2 separate regions of the Homo sapiens genome follow, and region 2 is linked to region 1. A link is a loop called in an ENCODE intact Hi-C map of the cell type or tissue named here. Cell type or tissue: dorsolateral prefrontal cortex. All regions are shown on one strand. Links, peaks and the distances in the headings refer to the core of each region. The heading gives the core; the rest is flanking DNA. Region 1 overlaps DNER (delta/notch like EGF repeat containing). Region 2 overlaps DNER (delta/notch like EGF repeat containing).

What was found. A loop is a pair of places that touch in the nucleus more often than their neighbours do. Peaks named below come from ENCODE experiments on the same cell type or tissue, not always from the same donor. Only the 100,000 strongest peaks of a DNase experiment are listed, where the experiment ranks them.
Region 2: a loop joins it to region 1, with 2.3 times the contacts of the local background. A loop is called at or near these places in 1 of 110 quality-filtered maps.

Annotation. Positions count from the first base shown.
Region 1 is chr2:229,430,954-229,443,446 of GRCh38, reverse strand. The region is part of intron 8 of DNER (delta/notch like EGF repeat containing); the gene reads left to right. Among named protein-coding and RNA genes, the nearest start is that of PID1, 170 kb to the right of the region's middle. In dorsolateral prefrontal cortex, for the core only: no CTCF peak of the experiment used is centred there; no DNase peak of the experiment used is centred there.
Region 2 is chr2:229,497,245-229,509,737 of GRCh38, reverse strand. The region is part of intron 6 of DNER (delta/notch like EGF repeat containing); the gene reads left to right. Among named protein-coding and RNA genes, the nearest start is that of DNER, 210 kb to the left of the region's middle. In dorsolateral prefrontal cortex, for the core only: no CTCF peak of the experiment used is centred there; no DNase peak of the experiment used is centred there; H3K27ac peaks cover 995 bases.

The DNA.
Region 1 (12,493 bases), core at 4,941-7,440:
ATTGCAAATTGAAATCTGCTGAAGAAAGTGAGAACTTGGAGCTGCTACAAACAGGATGAGGTGGAACTCGCTGGGGTGGGGGTGCCATTTCCCCTGCAGGTGGGAGCCACAGTATTGCTTGTGTTCTCAATACAATGGTGGCCTCTGCAGATAATAGCTGTACATGACCGGTATTGGAAGGAGTCCCTGGCAGGAAGGAAGATAGTTTGCACTTGAGTTATTACTCTAAACTTGTGGAATTGAATTAACCCTGCCATTATAGAATGTGCCTCACATATTACTATTTAAGGGAATTTAAGGGACAGGGCATTGGAGATTTTTACGTGGAAATATGTTTATAATTTTTTTTAACAAGCAAGATCTAAGATGCTCATCATTTCAACTGCAGTTGAAATCCCAGACTAGACATGGCACAGTTGCCAACCAAGTTCCTCTGCCCATTCTTCTTCACCAAAGGGCTGGTAACTCAATTAGATCATCCAGATATATAATAGGCTGTAAACCAAAGGAAATGTAGACTTTTTCCAAGTGAAATTTTTTGAAAGAAAATTATATTTGTAAGGATTTTAGATGTAATTTTTTTTTTGTATTTTCTACATATGCCTTACATGTGAGCTGCATTTCTGGTCTGTATGTCCCGAAAGACACAGTTGACACTGCTCCTTCTGTTAAACTCAGACCTGAAAATATCAGTAGTCCGATAATATTTGCTGGAAACAGGATCAAGGATAAGACTTAATGGTCAGGATTTTAATAGCAATTGAACAGCAATAAAGAAATAAATATACCTGCAAAGGTTTGAAGACATTTAGCTCACTAAGGCCCATGTGCCTTTACATTTTTGGATAAGTATAGTAAGTATAGTGGACAACTTTCATCTGTTATTAACCAGAAAAACTTTATCTAGTTTACCAGCATTTTTTTTTTTTTTTAAGACAGAGCGTTGCTCTGTCGCCCAGGCTGGAGTGCAGTGGCACAGTCTCAGCTCACTGCAACCTCCGCCTCCCAGGTTCACACCATTCTCCTGCCTCAGCCTCCCTAGTAGCTGGGACTACAGGCACCCACCACCACAACCAGCTAATTTTTTGTATTTTTAGTAAAGATGGGGTTTCACTGTGTTAGCCAGGATGGTCTCCATCTCCTGACCTCTTGATCTGCCTGCCTTGGCCTCCCAAAGTGCTGGGATTACAGGCGTGAGCACTGCTCCCGGCCGATGAAGGCATTCTTATATTTAACATGCTGTAGGGGGTTTCTGATCTGCATATCACACTATTCTTGAGAGTTGTAGATTGTATAGAATATATTACCTTTTTCCTCCAGATCCTAATCCTGCCCTCATGTCCTTCCTTTTCTGTATTCCAAAATATGATGCCCACCTCACCATTGGGACCCCAAATGGAATCCTGATCACCCAGCTGCATCTGTAGCAAGGGAGAGTTTGCTTTACTCTTCATAATCTGTGCTCTGCTTTAGAGAATGTTTAAATCTGTATATTGACATCATGATGATGCTGAGAACTGAGAAAAAGAAGAGCAGCCGCTGATGTCAGGAGCTTGCTTGGCACTTACAGGTAGACCTTGAGGTCGTTAGGAGCTGGTCTGATGCTTACAGCTGGGCCATGATGTCTTCTGCTGGACTTAAGAACATCAACAATTCCACATAACACGGATATTGGATATGACCATTCAGAGGCTATGATAGAGTCAGGCAAAACAAGACCACTTTATAATTTTGTCCAATACAAAAACAAGGTCACCCTGCAACCCGCAAAATACCAAGTATCCACTTTCTCTCAGTTCTTAGTGTCACATATGTAGAGTGACAGCTTCCTCTTTACCAAATACAGCATTGGTCTTGCTCTAGCCTTCCCATTCTTTAGATAAGAATTGCTCCTGCTTTCTGACAGCATCCAGCATTCACTCTAGAGTGAAATCTCCCCAAATAACCTAACCAGAGTTCAAATCCTATAATAAATCCCATCTAACACCTTCTAATTGAGACACTCCACGATTCCCATGGCGTGCAGTCTCTCTAACTGCAATGGGTAATAAACTCAACTTGTTCAACTACAGGTGTGTCCTTAGTAGTCTTTGGTTGAAGGGCATTGACAGAACTTAATTAATTAAAATGCTTGAAGTATTGAGGATGGCAATTGATTGAATTTTTATATGAACAATAGTTCATATAAAATTCTGAACAATAGTTCAGAATTTCCAATGAGTTGGACACTGAAATATTGTTTGGATTTATACGTGGGGGAAGTCCTGGGTCATGGGGGAGGAGTTCAAAGAAGAGTGGATCCAGTTTGCTGCAGGATAAGATGCATTAGATGCAGCAATAGGTAGTAAGGCTGAAAATGCTCATGGGGACACATGTGGGGAGAATGTAGATGCTAAGGAGTTTGGATTAAGAAGACTTGCAGACATTTGGCATTATTGGGTATATATGAGCTGATATGTATTTTAGACAGATTATTCTCATAGTATTTGGCATATATTATGGTCAAAAAGAGATGAAAAGATAGAGATCTTCTAGCAAGTACCAATAGAAATAAAGGCATGAACTTGTGTGTGGGAATGAAAGGATGGGTTAAACGTTTATGTGAGGATCGGGATCATCAGGGTTCAGTTGTCAGTTGGATGCGGGGAACAAGGGTGTGAATGGAGTCAAAGGACCCCTCTGGGTGATTCAGAGGAAATGGGAAATGTGCATACGCACCCTCTTTAGGGCTTGGGTACAGCAGGCTGAGCAACATGGATGTGTCGGTAAATGGTTCTTACTTGGGGCTGGAATGTGGGAACAAGACTGAAACCAGGGGAAAAAATATAGAGAGAGTTCCCATTGTATGGATGCTAGAGAAAGTCATGGAAGCCATCAAGATAGGAGAGGGTGAGAGTGTAAAAAGAAAGGGGAAAAAATTGGAAGAGAGTTGCAGAGTTCTTGCTTTGAGGTTGGAGGTAGTAGTGGCCACAGGAGAGGGCAGAGGAGCCAGCAGTGAGTTGGGAGGTCGGGAGGTTGCAGGGTGAGGGCGGTATCCTGGGAGTCAGGGGAGGGAGGAGGATGAGAGGGCACTGCCCAGGGCGTGAGGAGCTGAGTCAGGCTCCACTAGACGTCCAGACGCTAAGGTACCTTTCCTAAGCATGCTTCCAAACTGTGGCCACAGCCATTCTCCATCTTCATCTTGTTTGATTGTAAGTTGTGGGGGCATTCAGGTAGAATTCGTGATATTTGCCTTCTTTAGGCTTCTGACCTGAGAAATTAATACAAGGGGAGGAAGGACACTGCTGTTAAGCCAAGGGCACTTGCTGGTGGAGCATGAAATTTTTATGAGATTCCTGATATTACAAATCTATTCACAAGGCTGCTTTTTCACCTCACTTAAATTGGTTAATCCATATGTATGAAAACGTTAATGAACTGGTCTTTAATTGTAAGGGATTTCTGCTCCCACCACTCCCTGACTTTCCCTCAAAATTCAAATCATTCAGAACTCATTCTTTGCTGCAGTAGTGTTGAAAAGGTGTGAGATTTGCCTACTAAAAATAGGAGTTAGCAGAGTCTGTGAGGACAGCAGAAATCATTTTACGTCATCTTGCCTGGAATGAAAGTTGCAAATGGCAGCTGGTAACAACTTAACGTCACTAACCTATGCATTTCTGAGGACAGCTCGTTTTGCAGCCCTGCCAGCACAGTATCAGAACATTCTCATCAAGCTTATGGCCCTGGAGGGTCAGATGGGGACCTCCCTACCACTATTTTGTAACAAAGCCATTGACTCTTACTATGTGGTTGAAAATTATTATGATCCAATCACTGTTTTCTTTCACTGTTGAGAATGTCTGTGAATCTGGATTTTAGAACTGAAATCCTGCATGCCTTGCCTTTCTTCCTTGGCTGGATGGAAAGGGGCCTGAGCTTAGCGTTGAGAAGAGCTGAATTTAAGTACCAGCTTTGCCTCCGAACAGCTGTGCCATTGGCCTCTATCAGCATTACTTTTCTCACCTTTAAAATGCAGACAAACATAACTGGCTTGTGAAGCTCAAATGAAATGATACAGATGGTCCTCCACCTTGAAATCTATAAAATGGTGGAGCATTAGCGCAGACATTGGATATTCCGTTACTTGGGAAAGACCACTGAGGACATTTTTACATTTGTGTTTTTATTCTTTTTATATGAGGTTCAAGGTTAGAGTTGGACTGGAGGTGAGATGAAATGGCCATAGTGGGCATTCTTGAATAATGGGTGCACATTCAACTTCTTGCAGGGTTAAGCGACTGCTTGCCTTGATGGTGGCTTTCTGTGACTCCGGTGATAACTATTTAAGTGCCAGATGCTGGGCAAAGCTCTTTGATTGAATTGGCTTCTTGAATCCCCATAGTCCTTATGAAGTGGGACCCATTGTTGTTGTCATTTCTCTGCCCATGACAATACAGCCAGTTAAGGATGAAGCTGGGACTTGAATCCAGGCAATTGGGACCTGCTGGAGCCTCTGTTAGCTCAGAGTAAATAGCAAATGGGGTCAAAAGTGGCCTTGACTCACCAAGGGTAAATAACTGACTGAAAAATTTTTCTGTTTTTAAAAATTTGTATAAGCTTATGAAGTGTAAGTATAATTTTGTTATACGCATAGATTGCATAGTGGTGAAATCAGGGCTTTTAGGGTAGCCATTACTCAAATAATGTACATCGTACCCATTAGGTATTCTAACCAGATTTTTCAAGTGGTAGCTGTGTTAATAGCCACTTCAAATTAATATATTAAATTGGGATTTGTCAGCCACATTGATTCAGCTCTGTTGACCCAGAGAGTGACTTCATCCCATCTGGCTTTGACTAGAGTAGCGACTATCTATGAAAGCTTACTGCATTTATAATAGACTGTGTGCCAAACACCTGACACTTATTTTCTCTTACTTGCCCCCCGTTGGAGTATTCCTATTCTTTTATTTAAGGATAAGGTAATGGAGGCATTGAGAGTTTAAACAACAGGAGGCGGAGGTGATATTTTAACCCTAATCCTCAGAAGCCTACATGTGACACCCCAAGTTAGGTGCAAACCTGGGCTCTCACTTATGTTTGAACCAATCACAAGAACAAGATTCCAGACTCCTCTGTCTCAGCATAGCTCCTGAGATGGATCTTTAAGTGGATGCCTCAAAGCTTGGCATGAAAGGTGGCCTTCATTATAGTTCAATGGATGATACTTGACCAATAGACGTTTCCTACTTCCCAGCACAGAGAAGCGCAACTCTGACTTCCAAGGGTATTGAACCGCATCTAGGTAGGGAGCCCCCTTCTTCTGTCTTTGCTTCATTCTGTAGATCCAGCAATCCACTTCTTTGAAATTGATGCTGAGAACTACCTGTGACTGAAGCTTATGATTTTATTTGATTTGATGCCTGCCGGATGCACCTAATTAAAGAAACTTCCTTTCCTGTGACTCAAATGAGAAATGCAGACATAACCACATGACAGCTATGCACCCTTCAGCCTAGGTAGTTTCTCTTGATTAGCTCTTCTCATTTCTGGGGTCCCCAATGCCTACTAGCAATTTTTCTTACCACCTGATTCCCTGAAAACCTCCTGCATTGATGATTATATGTCATGGATTCCTTTGATGTTGTTTCTTTTCACCTGGCTCTGGTGACATTATAGTCCCTGAAATGTTCTTTCCTTTTCATATTTGACTTTTGTTGTTTTTAGTTCTCTACTTTGAGATAGCTTTGATGACATGTTCCTTCAGTAGCACGCCTTCCCACAAGACTGGCTTAGTGGAAATGATTTGCCGTCAATGTCAATCATGGAGGATTGGAAACTCTGTAACAATGTGCCATTATAGGTGATGTTTGAGATATATTGTGACTTATGGTAGTCTACTTCCTGAGTCCCAATTAGACCACCAATAAGGAGATTTGCTGCATGTCCTACTTTTTTCTGGACTTGTAGCCTTCACTATGCATTTAAATTCTTCATTGGTTTGGATTTATACAACAACCTGGGGACAATGCCCTGTATTTCTTCCATTGTTTTCTATCATGCCCATTAATTTGCAGTTTGAAAGCACACTGTGAAAGTTGCTGCATTCACTGAATGCTTTTACAGAACAGCTTCAGTTTTAATGAAGATTCAGAGCTCTTAGGTTTGCCTGAAGCAGATTGATACATAACCTTTTCTTTAAATCCCAGAACATTGTCAACTCATAGCGGGTATTGATTTTTCAAAACAGCATTTCCTCTTCCATCTCACTCACGTGCTTCTTTATGCAGTGCCTCAATGCTCTCTTTAAAATCCTATTTGTATAGCAGCCCCTGCCTTTTTATGTTTTCTGTTTGTTTGGTAGATTTTTCTCCATCTGTTTATTTTGGCCTATGGGTATCATTGTGTGTGAGATGGGTCTCTCAAAGATAGCATACCATTGGGTTTTGCTTCTTTATCCAACCGGCCACTCTGTGCCTTTTAATTGGGGCATGTAGCCCATTTACATTCAAGGTTAGTATTGATATGTGTGGATGTGATCCTGTCACCATGTTTTTAGTTGGTTATTGTGCAGACTTGCTTGTGTGACCGCTTTATAGTGTCACTGCTTTATGTACTTAAGTGTGTTTTTGTAGTGGCCGGTAATGGTCTTTCCTTTCCATATTTAGCACTTCCTTCAGGACCTCTTGTAAAGCAGGTCTGGTGGTGACAAATTCCCCTAACATTTGCTTGTTCAAAAAGCATCTTATTTCTCCTTTGCTTATGAAGCTTAGATTGGCTGGACATGGAATTCTTGTTATAATTTTTTTTTCTTTTGAATGTTGAATACAGGTCCCCAATCTCTTCTGGCTTGTAGGGTTTCTGCTGACAGGTCTGCTGTTAGTCTGATGGAGTTCACTTTGTAGGTGACCTGCTCCTTCTCTCTAGCTGCCTTTAACATTTTTTCTTTCATTTTTGACATCGGAGAATCTGATGACTATCTTGGGCATGGCCTTCTTTTGTAGTATTTCATAGGTGTTCTCTGCATTTCCTGAATTTGAAAGACACATACATACATATGTTCATCACAGCGCTATTCACAATAGCAAAGACACGGAATCAACCTAAATGCCCATCAGTGGTAGACTGGATTTTTAAAAAGTGGTACATATACACAATGTAATACTGTGCAGTCATGAAAAAGCAGGGGATCATGTCTTTTGCAGTAACATGTATGGATCCACAGGCTATTATCCTAAGCAAACTAATACAGAAACAGAAAACCAAATATTTCATGTTCTCGCTTATAAGTGGGAGCTAAACTTCGAGTACATATGGACACAAAGAAGGGAACAATAGACGCTGGATCCTGCTTGAGTGGGGAGGAGGATGAGGGTCGAAAAACTACTTACTGTGTACTATACTTATTACCTGGGTGAGAAAATAATCTGTACACCAAACCCCTGAGACATGTAATTTACTTATATGAAAAACCTGCCTGTGTATCCCTGAACCTAAAATAAAAGTTAAAAAAAATCACAATCAAATGTTGTTAACTTGTTAGGCACATGTTTATCTTTTACCAAACAGTTTATATTGTGAATAAACATATTGCCAAAATCATTAAAAAATTACAATCCCACTTGGTTTTATAGGAATTGCCTAAAGAGGTCCTTAGTTGGTTGGACTGAAGTCTTAATGATATGTTGATGATTACCAAGATCATGTTTCAATTTTACTCTACCAGATGGTTTCTGATGCCTCAGATCAGAGTGAATGTCCTAGGTTCAATTCATTAGTAGGTGTTGCTTTTAGATTGGATAAGCCCAATTAAAGTAGGTCTAAACTAAGGAATATGTAGTACCTGGTGGTACTATTTTGAGAAGACTCCTCTTTACTACTCCGTAAAAATACCTTTTTTACCAGGTCTCTGATGCCTAAAAGTTTATCTTTGTGGTTTTATTTATTTAAGTTAGACATTGTACCTGGCAATCAACCTTTGTATTAGTTAGTCATTGCTGTGTAACAAAACATTCCAAGACTTGATGGCTTAAGAAAACCACTTATTGTTTGTGATTCTGTGGGTTGATAATTTGGGCAGGGTTTAGCTGGGATGTCTCTTCTCTATTCCATGTGCCCACTCATGCTTTTGTGGTCAGCTGGCAAGCCAGCTGGGGACTGCCGGGTCCTGGATGACCCCTCTTATATTGCTGGCAGTTAGCTGGAGTGATGGGGGCAACTAAGCCACATGTCTCTCTTCATCCAGCAGACCAGTCGGGGCTTCTTCCCACGATTGTAGGGTTCCGAAAGCAGCAACAGAACACAAGGTCCCATATGCATGCTCTCTTTAAAGCTGCTTCTTCTGTTGTTTGCCAATGTCCCAGTGGCATGAGCAAGTCACAGGGCCAAGCTTATAGACTCTGTTTCTTGATAGGAGGAGCTGCACAGAACTTGTAGCTATTTTTTTTTCAATCTACCATAACCTTAAACCTAAATATGTGAAGAATGTGATGTGATGTGTCTGTGTGTGTGTGTGCACGTGTGTGTGTGTGTGTGTGTGTGTATATATATATATATATAAATTGTCTCTATATATGTAAGCAGATTTGAGGAGAAAGAAAGTTGAAAAACAGTGTTTAATCTTTGGTTGCTTGAAAAGAAATGGTGAGGTCCCCTGAACTTGCCTACTCAAGTGATAAGGAATGTCTAGGAGAAAACTTCTTTACTTACCTCATAATTCCATATAGATTGAGCCTTGTTCCTGGCTTTATTTCAAAGAAGTTTCATTTTTCCCTTCAGGTTATTAACATATATATTCTCCTAGAATCTTAAGTCACCAAATAAAAACACACTTCTGATTTTTCACTGCTTTATCAACTCTTAAATGAACAAATGCTGTGTGTTTAGGCATCCTTAATTTAATAAAGAAAGTTGGAAGAGAATTCAGAATTTACTCATATAATTGAGTTGTCATTTCTGATTTATTTACATTTTGAAATTTTCTTTGTAATCCAGTTGCATCAAGGCTGAATTTCCCCATGAAATTCTTTAGCTGAAGTCCTGACTGTCAGCTTCAGCCCTTGGGCATTTGTAGCCCTTAGGGATAGTGGCCAAGTGGAAGGTGTGTGCTTCTAAAACTGTTCTTAAAGGATCATGAGAAATTTCCCTGGTGTTTAACAATATTTAGGATTTAGCATATTTACTCGAGAATGGCAATGACTAATAGAAAGCTTAGAGGATGACACGATTGCATTGTGCCTGTGAATGTCCCCAGTGATAGGGGAATGAAAGTAAATACAGCCAGAAAGATAATCGTGGTCTGCATTGTGGACTCCGTGTACCAAAATTTTCTGGAATAATCCCAGTCACAGTATTTTGTTTTCCATCACACAAATACTTTGCTACCAAACTATGTATCTATGAGGCCACCTCTGATATATAATTGGAAACAGCGCAACTTTGTCAGATCATGGTTCCCAATTTTTGGTTTGCAAAAATTGTTACCTTAGATTGTTTATGCTTTTTTCTTTCTTTCCTTTTTAAAGTAGAGCTTTTATGTTTTATTCAAAATATATTTTAAAAGATAAGCAACATAAATTACCTTCAGAGCAAATTTTCGGCAAGATAATTAGGAATGCAAAAAGCTAATTCACAAATGTCTAGTATATGATAGTCAATTTGAAACACACTTAATCTTTACAAAACTATAATATTATTTTTAATATTACCTACTGGTCTGTATGTTACTCAAAATCTTAATCTTGGTGCTGTATTAAATACTTCTAATATCTTCCATTTTCTGACATTCCTTTCTGCAAAAATATTATTCCTGTGGGTTAAGGAAGCTAGATCAGAGATGTGGGAAAAATTGCCCTCACGAATTTGAATATGAACTTGTTTATCCTCATTCCGCTTAGGCATGTGTGACTCCTAGTCATACAGTGAGGAACTAGAACACATTGTGCCACAGCTATATCCTTATTACTTTCCCTCATTCTGGCCTTTCTTTTCCAATACGTCATTTGTTGTCACTTTGGGATTCCTTTGTGTTACTTTTTTCCCTTATGTAAACCTCGAGAGGAGGGTAGCTTCCTTTAGTCCATGTGCCGATGGCTGGTAGATCATTTGACTATATGTTTCACTGTTGGTTTATTTATATGCCCATAGCTGGTACATGTTCTGACCATATGTTTTGCGGTTGGATTAGTTAAACGCGCTTAGGAGATGCCATGGCTGTTAAAATACAAAACCGGCTGGGCACGGTGGCTCACGCCTGTAATCCCAGCACTTTGGGAGGCCAAGGCGGACGGATCACATAGTCAGGAGTTCGAGACCAGCCTGACCAACATGGTGAAACCCTGTCTCTCCTAAAATTACAAAAATTAGTCAGGTACGGTGGCAGGCACCTGTAATCCCAGCTACTCAGGAGGCTAAGGCAGGAGAATTGTTTGAACTCAGGAGACGGAAGTTGCAGTGACCCTAGATTGCGCCTTTGCACTCCAGCCTGGGCGACAGAGTGAAACTCCATCTCAAAACAACAACAACAACAACAACAACAAAACACAAAAAATCCCATAACCACACTATATGTAGCATTTTCCTTGGACAACCCCTACCATTTCCCCGCATTTGTGAGAGTCAGAGATTGTGGGAGACGTTGTATACTTTTCTATTCTATAGCTTAGTGGCTCTCAAACTTGAGTGCTCATCAGAACCATGTTAGAGGGTTTAAGTCATGGAGTTCTGGGCCCTACCCTTAGAGTCCCTGAATCAGCGGGTCTTGAGTGTGACCTGAGAACACGCATTTCTAACTAGTTCCCAGGTGGTGTTGATGCTGCTGGTCTGGGGACTGCACTGAGACCCAAGTGTGATGAGTGCGGATACCTCAAATGAATGTCTATTAGTAACTAAGAGGTCAACTAAACCAAATTTAACCAATTGATTGTGAAATAAATTAAAAGGAAATAAACATTTTAAAACTCTTCTATACTTTTATACCGTTTAAAATTTCTCTTTGTTAGTATGCATACTTGTGTAAAAGTAATTATCTAGGTTTTATTTTCTCTTCAAAGTGCCATAATAGAGTCTTAGTCTTTGATTTTCCCCCCTCCCACCCATTTGTTGCCTTTGCTGGCCCCAGCACCCATCTTTGTGCATCCCATAATGAAAAACTTCTGGAATGTGAGGGTGTATGTCTACCTTTGCTTTTCTAAACTTTCTTATCATCTTCCTCACCTCAATTATAAACCAGCCATTTTTATGTGTTTATAAACATGCTAGATAATCAATTGAGGGTATGGGATTATTTTATTAAAATGCTTTTCTTACTGTTTATATGTAAACACACATAGCACAATAATCTTTAACTCAAATTATAAAATATTATTTTGTCATTATACTTAGTATTTAATCTTGGTGCTTTAATCATGGTATTACAAACATTTGCATTAAAAATATTTTAAATAAAAAGTAAGAAAAATAGGCCACTTTACAATGGATAATTTAAACTGTAGACACCATATGTTTATAGAGGACATATTGGTGAATTTGCAAGCTGTAGAGAAATATTTGAATGTTATGTTTTATTATTAAAGGGAATGGGATTTCTTCTTTAAATATAACCTGGCAGATTCATTTGCATCCCTCTGTGCCATCTATTTCCTTTTGTAAAAGACATCTTTTTTTTCTTTTTTTTTAATTATTATTATACTTTAAGTTTTAGGGTACATGTGCACAATGTGCAGGTTAGTTACATATGTATACATGTGCCATGCTGATGTGCTGCACCCATTAACTCGTCATTTAGCATTAGGTATATCTCCTAATGCTATCCCTCCCCCCTCCCCACACTTATCTTTTTAGTCCTCCTCTTTTGTTAAACTCCTGAGTAACTTTTTTTTTTTCCTTTTTCACTTGCCTAGATAATAAGTAGAATCCACCCTCTAGTGGCCAAAAGCAACATTAAAAAAAAAAGTCATAAGACATAGCTAAAACATTGTGAAGAGATTGATTTTTCTCAGTGTGACTAGTTTGTAACCTAGTCCTGAAGCCAATTCCAAGAGAAAGCTTTCAGAAATGTTTAGATCAACATGGCTAGAAAGATTCCCCAGATGATGGACAAGTTTAAAGTCAAAGGCCTTTAGACACTGTTTCCGTTAAAGCAGGTTCACTGCCAATTTCTCCTGGCTTCCAGTGTCCTTCATAAGCACAGTCACAAGTGAGCTGTCGTCTTCCATATAGTCCCAGATTTTCTTAAATGTTTTTGAGGGAGAATGCTCATTTTTAAGGAGATAACTCCAGATAGTGGTCGTTTGGTTTTTACTGTATATTTAAGAACTGTTTCCTTTCCAAATATAAATTAATTATGATTTACACTCAGTACATCTACAGAAGTTACAGAATTTTTAACATCTTCAAAGATTTTCTTTTCTGCATATTAAAAAGTATAATTCTTCTTTTAAAAAACAATTTCTTTACTAGCAGTGCGTTTATTATAATGTCTGTTCCCTGCATCTCAGAAAATCTCCTCTAATAA
Region 2 (12,493 bases), core at 6,182-8,681, 65 kb before region 1:
GTTCAAGAGATTCTCCTGCTTCAGCCCTCCTAAGTAGCAGGGATTACAGGCACCCACTACCATGCCCGGGTAATTTTTGTACTTTTAGTAGAGACAGGGTTTCACCATGATGGCCAGGCTGGTCTCAAACTCCTGACCTCAGGAGATCTACCCATCTCGGCCTCCCAAAGTCCTGGAATTACAGGTGTGCGCCACTGCGCCTGGCCTGTCTTCCCTTTTTAAAAGGATTGTTAAGCCACATGAGGGCAGGACCTGGATCAGTTTTGTTCATGATTGTATTCCCACAGTGTCTGACAAATTGTGGACACTCAGTCAATGTGTTGATGAGATGAATTAATGAAAGAGTATAAATGTAGACAGATGTTTTAAGCTATTCCTCTATTGATGAATCTTTTAGATGGTTGCAATATCTCTTTTGGAAGTAATGTTAAATAAAGATCCTTTTACAAATAGTCTCAATCAGAGCTGGCTGGTGGAGGTTTTCGATATATTTGGACTGACATGATTTCAGTTTGATATTTTTTATCTAGGTTTGTTCTCAAAGGGGATTCATCTTTTTTTAAAGGATTTTATGTGCACAGAATTGAATTGATGATAACACCCGGTCTGTGGCACTCTCCGATCTTGTTCACGCATAGCCTATTTTTACATATTTGCTAAGCACCAGTGAAACCACCACCAAAAACAGAAGTTGTTTCTGACAACTAACCTTATAGGCTCCTCCTTTGTTCATCCCTTCACCTCTCCTTTCTCTCCAGAGATAACAGATAACAACCACCCTGAATCTTGAGTTGATCAGTTCTTTGTTTGCTTTTTCTTTTCTTTTCTTTTCTTTTCTTTTCTTTTCTTTTCTTTTTGAGATGGAGTCTCACTCTGTCGCCCAGGCTGGAGGGCAGTGGTGCGATCTCAGCTCACTGCAAGCTCCGCCTCCCAGGTTCACGCCATTCTCCTGCCTCAGCCTCCCGAGTAGCTGGGACTACAGGTGCTTGCCACCACGCCCGGCTAATTTTTTGTATTTTTAGTAGAGACGGGGTTTCACCATGTTAGCCAGGATGGTCTCGATCTCCTGACCTCGTGATCTGCCCGTCTCGGCCTCCCAAAGTGCTGGGATTACAGGCATGAGCCACCGCGCCCAGCCTGTTTTCCTTTTTAATCATTTTAATATTTACATGTTTTTATAGAAACATTTATTTTTAATTCTTTTAAAATTTATAAAAATGGTATCATGCATGATTCATGTTATGGTATCATGCATGCAATTCTCTGGCACTTACTTTTTCACTTAATACTGTTATTACTAAGACATCCATAGTGTTGGAGTTCTTGACTGCCATATAAAATTCCATTCTATGAACAGGCACAGATATGCATTCTTGTATGTCTTCTGTTGTGTATGTGCTGGAGGTTTTTAAGGTATATACCTAGAAGTAAAATTGTGGAACATAAAATATGTAATTGACCAATTATAGGAGGTCATATCAAACTGTTTTTCCCAAGTGTTGCACTAATATCTACTCACATGTGCAGTATACAAGTGAGTTTGTAGACTCACATCTTCTTCAGCATTTGGTAGTGTCAGAGTTCTTAATGTCTGCCCACTGGATAGGTATAAAAAGGAGTCTCATTATGGCCTCTGTAGTCTGCTGAACACTAATCATGCTGAACTCCTCTTCATATGTTTATGTGCCATTATCTGTGTGTGTGTGCACACTCTTCTTGTTGATTTGTTAGAATTCTTTATTTTTGATACTAATAATTTGTTATACAAATTGTAAATATGTTCTTCAAGTTTGTAACTTGTCTTTTGACTTCAAGGGCTCTTTTGAGGAATAGACATTATATTTCTCAAACTTTACTTTTCTGGTTAATACATTTATGTCCAATTTAAGAAAATGTTTCCCTGCATGAAGATCTAAAGGATATTAACCTTGTTTTCCACTAAACATTTAAAAATTTTGTTTTATACCAAAGTCTTTAATCAATATGAATTTGATTTACATATATATAGTATGAAATAGAGATCCAATTTCCTATGTTATAATTTTATTTTTAATCTTCAGAAATACACCATTTCTATAAATACATAGTATATGATACTTTATAACGTGTCCCTATTTCTTCAAAGCTACAGACAGAATTTGGAATAACTAAATAGCTGTGTATTTTAAATTGTGCCTATTATCTTCTCAGCATTTCTGCACTGTCATGGTTAAACCATTGATTTGAAATTTCCAGAAACGTAATTAATTATTTTTGCTTGTTAATGGGAAAAAGAATTTTACTGTTACCATCTAAGGTGACTTAATGTCTCCAATGCTAATAGCACATTATAGCACATGTAGGCATATAGGAATCTCCTTGGGCCTTCTACTAACAACAGTAACAATAATAGAAGTATAGTCATGTACATGTACATGTACAACAGTAACAATAATAGAAGTATAGTCATGACGGACCACATACTGACAGTCAGTGATGGACCGCATAAACAGTGGTGTGCCATAAGATTACAATGCTGTATTTTGATGGTAACTTTTCTATGTTTAGATATATTTAGACATGCGTAAACAATGATGTGCCATAAGATTACAATACTGTGTTTTAATAGTAACTTTTCTATGTTTAGTTATGTTTAGACACAAATATACTTATCATTGTGTTGCAGTTGCCTACAGTATTCAGTACAATAACATGCTGTACAGATTTGTAGCCTAGGAGCAATAGGCTATCCTGTATAGCCTAGGTGTGTAGTAGGCTATATCATCTAGGTTTGTGTAAGTAAATTCCATGACATTAGCATAATGACGAAATCACCTAACAACACGTTTCTTAAAACATATCCCCATCATTACGCAATGCATGATTGTAATACTTTGACTTTCAGTTGACATCAGGACCATAGCATAGGGACATGGATGAAGCTGGAAACCATCATTCTCAGCAAACTATCACAAGGACAGAAAACCAAACACCGCATGTTCTCACTCATAGGTGGGAAGTGAACAGTGAGAACACTTGGACACAGGAGGGGAACATCACACACCGGGGCCTGTGGTGGGGTAGGGGGAGGGGGGAGGGATAGCATTAGGAGATATACCTAATGTAAATGATGAGTTACTGGGTACAGCACACCAACATGGCACATGTACACATATGTAACTAACCTGCACATTGTGCACATGTACCCTAGAACTTAAAGTATAATAAAAAAAAAAAGAAAAAAAAAGGCCATAGCATTTTTGCATTACAAATATATGAACTTTGATAATTGTACTTAGACTCCTGGTATGGTTTGGCTCTGTGTCCCTACCCAAATCTCCCCTTGAATTGTAATAATCCCCATGTGTCAAGGGTGGGATGAGGTGGAGATAATTAACTCATGGGGGCAGTTTCCCCCATGTTGTCCTTGTGATAGTAATTCATTACAAGATTTGATGGTTTTATAATGGTTTTGCTCAGTTCTCATTCTTCTCTTTCCTGCCAGCATGTAAAGAAGGACATGTTTGCTTACTCTTCCTCCATGATTGTAAGTTTCTTGAGGCCCCCCAGCCCTGTGGAACTGTGAGTCAATTAAACCTCTTTCCTTTATAAATTACCCAGTTTTGGGTATTTCTTCATAGCAGCATGAGAACAGACTAATACAACCCCAAAACAGTTTGGTGGTTGCTGGTAAATTCATCAGAATTGTGCTGGAACCCAGGAGATGGCAAATTGATCTTGATTCACGAAACAGTCATCTGTTATGTCTTCTATTAAAACAACAAAGCTATTTTATAGCCCCACACTTGTAAATAATAGCAAATTATGGTTTAAGTAAGCTGCTTTCTGATAATAGTTCTACCATTTTCTGAATATTGCAGATTGAAAGCTCCCATTTTCATGAAATAATATGAAATTAGATATAGGTGCCTTTGTGCATTGGTCACAGTCTAAACAAGTTTCAAAAATAATATCTTTTTACATTGACATTTACATCATATTGTTTTATTTTCTGAGGTTCTTGAAACGTGTATAATTTGCTTAGAGTTAGTTTTCCATGTGTGAGAAAAATCCCTCCATGTGAAAGGTCTTTCTTGTTTAATATAATTTAAGGCAGCCGTAGAACCATAGTAGCAATTTAAAATAATTCATTTCTGCTCTCCTTGAATCTGTAGCTCTCCTGTCATCTGTCTCACCTTCCACTTTGCCCAAAGGTCACCCCTGCCTCTGTCAGGGTCTCTCTGACTCCCAGCTACTTTTCTTCATTGCATTTTCACAGAGATGGGTCCAGGGGACCCCCCCGGCTCTACTCTTTTTTATGCTTTAGCACAAATCCTGATCAGGGGTAGAAGAGATTTAGGAATGTTACCTTGGCATCATAACTCCCTCTTTGCTCATCTATCTGATAACTTGTTCTTGAGTTTCCTTAAGAAGGTTTCTTCTTTGCCAGTTCCGATTCCCTGCAGGAACCCCCATTCCCATAGGTTTCTCTCTCTCTCTTTTAGCTTAGCTTCTAGTGCTGCTTTTTTATTGTAGCCAACACACACACACACACACACACACACACACACACACACACACTGCAGCAACACATAATCCTCAAGCCTCAGTGGCTTCCAAGCCAAGGTTAATTTTTGCTTGTGTCATAGTCTGATGGGGGCACTTAGCCTTCAGGTGGTGACTCAGGGATCCAGGTCCCTTCATGTTATGAACATATCATCCTCAAGAGGTGGCCTTCACAGTACTGCTGAAGGCAAAGGGACGGCTGGAGGGTCCTATGCAATGTTCTTAGGGCAGTGCCTAGTAGCATCTGCTATCCCTTCCACCACATGCCATTTGCCAGAATTTAGTTGTTATTCCCTAAAGTCACTGACTAGGAAGAGGAAACAACATGGGGAACACGTCTTGTCCATGCCATGCCAGGTGCAAGCACCAGTAGCTGTTGGGGCTGGGATTTGAACCCAGGTCCTTCTGCAGGATTATTGATCATCTTACTATAATGTTTTTCTGTGTTTGCAACTATGTGGTGTGCTGAGTAATTTCCTGTCACAAATGCATGGTTTAAGACAATGTAATCCCTTCAGCATTTCCATGTCAAAAGATCTCTTTATAATAAAATAAATATTAGGCAATTTTGTGTAAAAAAAGGGGGCTGATGTTTAAAAGGGAGTTCACTAATGAGTTTAGTTCTGAACATCTTTTATTGTTGTTCATCACTTTATTCTAAAGAATATTACAGGGCCGGGCATGGTGGCTCATGCCTGTAATCCTAGCACTTTGGGAGGCCGAGGCAGGCAGATCACCTGAGGTCAGGAGTTTGAGACTAGCCTGGCCAATATGGCGAAACCCTCTCTCTACTAAAAATACAAAAATTAGCCAGGCATGGTGGTGGGTGCCTGTAATCTTAGTTACTTGGGAGGCTGAGGCAGGAGAATCGCTTGAACCCGGGAGGCAGAGGTTGCAGTGAGCCAAGATCACACCACTGCACTCCAGCCTGGGCAACAGAGTGAGACTCTGTCTCAAAAATAAGTAAGTAAATAAATAAGTAAATAAAGGATATTACAAAGGGTATAGATGAAGAGATACACAGGGCATCGATATATATATGTGACTGGGTGTGTGTACACTCATGTGTGCATGCACATACACACGTCACCACAGGCCATCTCCTGGTTTTCAAACACAGATCAGTTACATCAAAAGAATACACAACTCAGCTGGGCACGGTAGTTCACGCCTGTAATCCCAGCACTTTGGGAGGCCAAGGTGGGCAGATCACTTGAGCCCAGGAGTTTCAGACCAGCCTGGGCAACATGGCAAAACTCCATCTCTACAAAAAAACCTCAAAAATTAGCTGGGCATGTTGGTGTGCATCTGTAGTACCAGCTACTCAGGAGGCTGAAGTGGGAGGATCACTTGAACCCAGGAGGCAGAGGTTGCAGTGAGCTGAGGTAGTGCTACTATATTCAACCCAGGTGACAGAGTGAGATGCTGTCTCAAAACAAACAAGCAAACAAGCAACAAAAAAGTATGTATAACTCAAAAGATACCCCCACATTACTAGAATCCTATTCAGTCATTAGTTATCAGTCCAGTCCGTCATACTGCATGAATGTCTCCCAGGCTGTGGCCATTGGGTTTGCAGGCTTCCTTTTTATCTCATTGGGTTCCAAAAGCAGGAGTGGTCTTTGGCAAACATGTATTGTACCCTTTAAGGCATCTGTTATAATTGAGCTGAGACAATGTCGTCTCTTGCTCTGAGACTCTTTCGAGATGATAGTGCATCCTATTTATTTATTCCTTTACCCTCAGCTACTATTTCTCCTTTTTCCATTTGTCATTTATTTTTACTCAACTTTTCCACCTCTGGAAGGGACATTAGGTTTGGCCACTCTGCTGGTCCAGACTGCTGGTAACAATGCTAGTCCAGCAAGGGCCTCTCCTCAGTCTATACCCATTCGTGTAGGGTAAGGTTACATAGGCTCTGAACTAGTGAACCATTTTTACCACCCAGGCAATAGAGCCGTATTCACTCTTAGCCCCAGTTTTGCCAGTGGGGGTCAAAGCATAACCTACCCCCATTAGGTCCTTAGGAATTCTGACATAAGGTTGAAAAACACAGTTACAGTTTTCGGTTTAGAAATCATCCCTGCTTCCAGTACTTGCAGTTGTGGCCCTAGTACAAGGACCATTGTATCAGGTAGTGGAGAAAAAAGAATTATTTGAGGGGTAACTTGGGAAAGAAAGAAAAAATTATAGTTGTTATTACCAGTGCACTCTCTACCTTGGCAAGAATTGCTTAATCATACCAGCATTCTCGCTATCCCCTCTCCCCAAGATCAGCCAGAGGAAAAAAATATCTAAGGGGGACACCCCTTTAATCCCATTCATATGCAGTGTGAGCACACAGCTGCGAAACCAGGTAAACCAGCCCTGCCTGCCGTCTCCTTATTTCAGGCAACCATTGTTTCAGTTACCTGTCCTATTTCTCTATCAAACTATCACTCTGAGGAGGATATCTCTACCCATTGTTGGACATTATGGGCTGTATAGTGTGTTCATTGGTCTGAAGAAATGATAACCATCCAAATCCATGTAATATCTTCTGTTTCTTGTTTTTTGTTTTTGTTATGGCACTCCGAGCATTTTCATCTTCCGCAGGGTAAACAAAGCCCAGTCCAGAGTCAGTGTCTATTCCCGTCAAGACCTATTTGTAGCTCCCCGGGCTGCCAGCATCAGTCCCACTCATCAGCTGTGTTCAGGGCCTTCTTTCCCCACAGAGAATCTGCCCCATAGCCATCGGCAGTCTCTGTCTCTCTTATTGACAAGCAGTACAGTTTTGGCATTATGTGCCCAAGGAGGGTGCAAGAGGAACGTATCTAGGTTCAGCCCATCTCTGCACTGCTGCGGTGCCCCCATATCCCATATCCACCCATTTCATGGACTCAGGTGGCCTCCTCAAGGGAGCACCCGTAGATATCTGTTTGTTGATTCCAGTCACCTTCTGAGCCTGGATGAGAGTTCTTCTGATGGGCACTGATGGGTTCTACTTTAATGCACCCCTCAAATCTTCATAGGGCCATGCTCCATATGGGTTTCCTTTCGATAGGACAGGTTTCCACTGCCCTCTTGCCTGAGTATATGGCCAGGCCATTGGTCACTGCCCAGTGAGTCAGTGAAAACCCAAACACAGGGGCTTCCACCACTGTTAGTTCTTCCGTTACTCTTAGAAAAACAGCATGCAATTCAGCCCACTGAGCAGATCAGATTTTACCTTCTTTGACCAAAGCAGCAGCTTTCCAAACAGTATATTGTCCATTCACTTTGCAACTGCTGTCTGTAAGCCAGGCCGCTCCTTGTTGGTCAACTATGAGCTGCTGGATATCCTTGAACCAATTATTTTTCCATAGGAAAATTGCATTTTCTTTGTGGGTTAACTATTTATAATTAATTAATATCAATTAATTAACCTCCGAAACACCAGATAAATACACAAAAACCTTCAAACAGAGGGGAGTGTGCCTTCTTTTTGAAAATGTATCCCACTATGCTCTAATTATTACAAGTTTGATCATGCAAAATTATTTTGTTTGATGAATGAATTAATTCAAACTGTGTTGTTGTCACCAGAGAACAAAAACTCTCAACAAAGTCTCTTCACAGAAGGATTGTTGTCTTGACACAAGGCTTATTTCTCTTGAGAGGAGAATGTTTCTTGGTAAGGGAAAATATTTTCAGCAAAGAATCTGCAGCTCCAAATTTGTTAAATTTTTTGACATTTTTGCTTTAATTTCTATGTCAAGTATCAGTACAAAATTTTTTTTTTAGTTATGGGTAATCTAGAATGCATGAATATGGCAGATTGGGTTTTGAGTTGGTTAAGTGATAAACATTTTTCTTTAGTTTTCTTTTTCTTTTTTTTTTTAACCTAACATACTTATCATTTCTTTGTGGTGAGAACACTTAAAATCCACTTTCTTAGCATTTTTTAAGGATATAATACATTGTGACTAACTATAGTCACGGTGTTGTACAATAGATCTCTGGAAGCATTCCTCCTGAGATTTTGTATCCTTTGACCAACCTAGGTACTCTTTTAAATCTCTCCAATCTTGTCCTCCCCTCCTCCTACCCTCCTGGTAATCACCATTCTCTCTACTTCTATGAGTTTGCCTATTTGAGAGTCATCATATAGGTGGTATCACACAGCATTTCTCCTTCTGTGTCTGGCTTATTTCCCTTAGCACAATGTCCTCCAGGTTGATTCATGTTGTTGTAGATGACACAATTTTCTTCTTTTGAAAACCAAACATCGTATGTTCTCACTCATAAGTGGGAGCTAATCTATGAGAATGCAAAGGCATAAGAATGATACAATGGACTTTGGGGACTCGGTGGAAAGGGCGGGAGGGGGGTGAGAGATAAAAGACTGCAAGTTGGGTACAGTGTATACTGCTTGGGTGGTAGGTGCATCGAAATCTTACATATCGCCATAACCTACTCTTGTAACCATACACAATCTGTTCCCCCGAAACCTATGGAAATTTTGAAAAAAGGCCAAATAGTATTCTATTGTGTATATATACACCACATTTTCTTTATTCACTCACCTGTTGATGGATACTTAGACTGAATCCATATCTTGACTATTCGTAAATAATGCTACAATGAACATGATAGTGGAAATATCACCTCGAAATACTGATTTCAATTCCTTTGGATATATATCCAGTAGGGAGATTACTGCATCATGCAGTAGTTCTATTTTAGTTTTTTGAGGAACTTAAATACTGTTTTTCATAATAGTTACACTACTTTGCATTCCCAGTGTTCAAGAGTCCCTTTTCCTCCACATCCTCACCAACACATATTATCTTTTGTCTTTTTGATAATAGCTATTCTGACAGGTGTGACTTGATATCTCATCGTGGTTTTAATTGACACTTCCCTGATGATCAGTGATTTTGAGTCTTCTTTCATATACTTGTTGGCCATTTGTATGTCTTTCTTTAGAAAGCTTATTCAGGGCCGGGCACGGTGGCTCACGCCTGTAATCCTGGCACTGTGAGAGGCCGAGGAGGGCAGATCATGAAGTCAGGAGATTGAGACCATCCTGGCTAACACGGTGAAACCTGGTCTCTACTAAAAATACAAAAAATTAGTTGGGCGTGGTGGCAAGTGCCTGTAGTCCCAGCTACTCAGGAGGCTGAGGCAGGAGAATCGCTTGAACCTGGGAGGTGGAGGTTGCAGTGACCGAGATTGTGCCACTGCACTCCAGCCTGGGTGACAGAGTGAGACTCTGTCTTGAAGAGAAAAAAAAAAAAAAAGAAAGAAAGTCTATTCAGATTTTTTGCCCATTTTTAAAATTGGCTCATTTGTTTTCTTGCTATTGAGTTGTTTGAATACCTTATATATTTGAAATAGCAATTCTTTATCAGACGTGTGGTTTGCAAGTATTTTCTCTTATTCTGCAGGTTGTATTTTCACTCCATTGATCGCTTCTTTTGCCATGCAGAAGCTTTTTAGTTTGATGTAATCCCGTTTGTCTATTTTTGCTTTTGTTGCCTGGGCTTTTGGGGTTATATGCAAAAAAAATCATTGCACAGACAATTGCCACAGAGCTCTTCTATTTTTTTTTTTCTGTTTAACAGTTTCAGGTCTGATATTTAAGTCTTTAAATTGATGTTTTGCATATGATGTGAGATCAGAGTCCAATTTCATTCTTCTGCATGTGGATGTCCAGTTTTCCCACCACCATTTATTTTAGAGACTGTCTATTCCCAATTTTTAAATTTCCTTTTTTTTTTTTTTTTTGAGTTGGAGTCTTGCTGTGTTGCTCAGGCTGGAGTGCAGTGGCATGATCTTGGCTCACTGTGACCTCTGCTTCCTGGGTTCAAGCGATTCTCCTGCCTCAAACTCCTGAGTAGCTGGGACTACAGGCACCCACCACCATGCCCAGCTAATTTTTCAATTTTATTAGAGACAGGATTTCACCATATTGGCCAGGCTGGTCTCAAACTCCTGACCTCAGGTGATCTGCCCGCCTCGGCCTCCCAAAGTGCTGGGATTACAGGTGTGAGCCACTGCACCTGGCCCTGTTCCCCATTTTATGTTCTTGGCATCATTGTTGAAAATCAAGTGACTGCAAAAGCATAGATTTGTTTTTAAGCTCTCTGTTGTGTTCCATTAGTATGCATCTGTTTTCATGCCAGCACCATGCTGTTTTGATTGCTATAGTTTTGTAGTATATTTTGAAATCAGGTAGTGTGATCCCTCCTGCTTTGCTCTTTTTACTCAAGATTGATTTTAGCTATTTGGAGTCTTTTGTGGTTCCATACAAATTTTAGAATTTTTTTAAAATTTCTGTGGAAAATGTCATTGGAATTTTTGTAGGAATTTCATTGAATCTGTAGATTGCTTTAGATAAAATGGACATTTTAACAATATTAACTCTTCCCATCCATGAACACAGGAAATCTTTCCATTTATTTTTGTCTTCTTCAATTTTTTTGTCAGAATTTTATAGTTTTAAATTTACAGATATTTCCCCTACTTGGTTTAATGTATTTCTAAGTATTTTATTTTGTAGTTACTATAAAGAAAACTGTTTACTTCATTTATTTTTTAGGTAGGTCATTGTTAGTGTACAGAAATGCTACTGCATTTTGTATGTTCATTTTGTATCCTCCATATTTACTGAATTCATTTATTAATTGTAGCAGTCCTTTTGTGGGGTTTTAAATAATTTCTATATATAAGGTCATGTCATCAGCAAACAGTCTAACTTCTTCCATTCTGATTTGGAAGCGTTTTATTTCTTTTTCTTGCCTAATTGCTCTGGCTAGTATATTAAGTTATATGTTCAATAGAAGTGGTGAGAGTGGGCCACTCATTCCTGATCTTAGAGGAAAATCTTTCAACTGTTTACTACTGAGTATGATGTTAGCTTTGGGCTTGTCATATATGGCCTTTATCGTGTTGAGCTACATTCCTTCTATACCTAGTTTGTTAAGAGTTTTTATCATGAAAGGATGCTAAATTTGGTCAAATGCTTTTTCTGCATCTATTGAGATGATGATGTGGTTTTTGCCCTTCATTCTTTTAAAGTAATATATCATATTTATTGATTTGCATATGTTGATCCTTCCTTGCATCCCATGGATAAATCCCACTTGATTGTGGTGAATGATTCTGTTAATATGGTATTAAATTCAGTTTGCTAGTGTTTTTTTGAGAATTTTTTCTTCTATGTTCATCAGGGACCTGTAGTTTTCTTTTGTCATAGTGTCCTTGTCTGGCTTTGGTATCAGGGTAACGCTGGCCTTCTCTTCCATATTTTGGAAGAGTTTGAGAAAAATTGGTATTAGCTCTTTAAATGTTTAATACAATTCAGCAGTGAAGCCATCAGTTCCTGAATTTTTCTTTGATGGGAGACTTTTTTATTACTGGCTCACTCTTTTACTCATTCTTGGTCTGTTCACATTTTCTATTTCTTCATGATTCAGTCTTGATAGATTGTATGTTTCTAGAAATTTATGCATTTGTTCTTGGTTATCCAATTTGTTGGTGTATTACTGGTTATAGTATTAGAGTAATTCTTTGTGTTATAGTATAACAAATCCTTTGTATCTCTGTGGTATCAGTTGTAATATCCCCTCTTTCATTTCTGTTTTTATTTAGTTAAGTCTTCTTTTTTACTTTGTTAGTCTAGCTAAAGTTTTGTTGACTTTATTTATCTTTAAAAAAAACAACTGATTAGTTTTGTTGATATTTTTCCTATTGTTTTTCTAGTTTCTAGTTTATTTATTTTTGATCTGATCTTCATTATTTCCTTCCTTATATTAACTTTGGGCTTTGTTCTTTGTCTAGCTTCTTTAGATGTAACATTGGGTTGTTTATTTGAGATCTTTCTTTTTTGATGTAGTTATTTATTGTTACATCCTTTCCTCTTAGAACTGCTTTAACTGCATCCTATTAGTTTTGGTATGTTGTGTTTCCATTTTTGTTTGTTTCA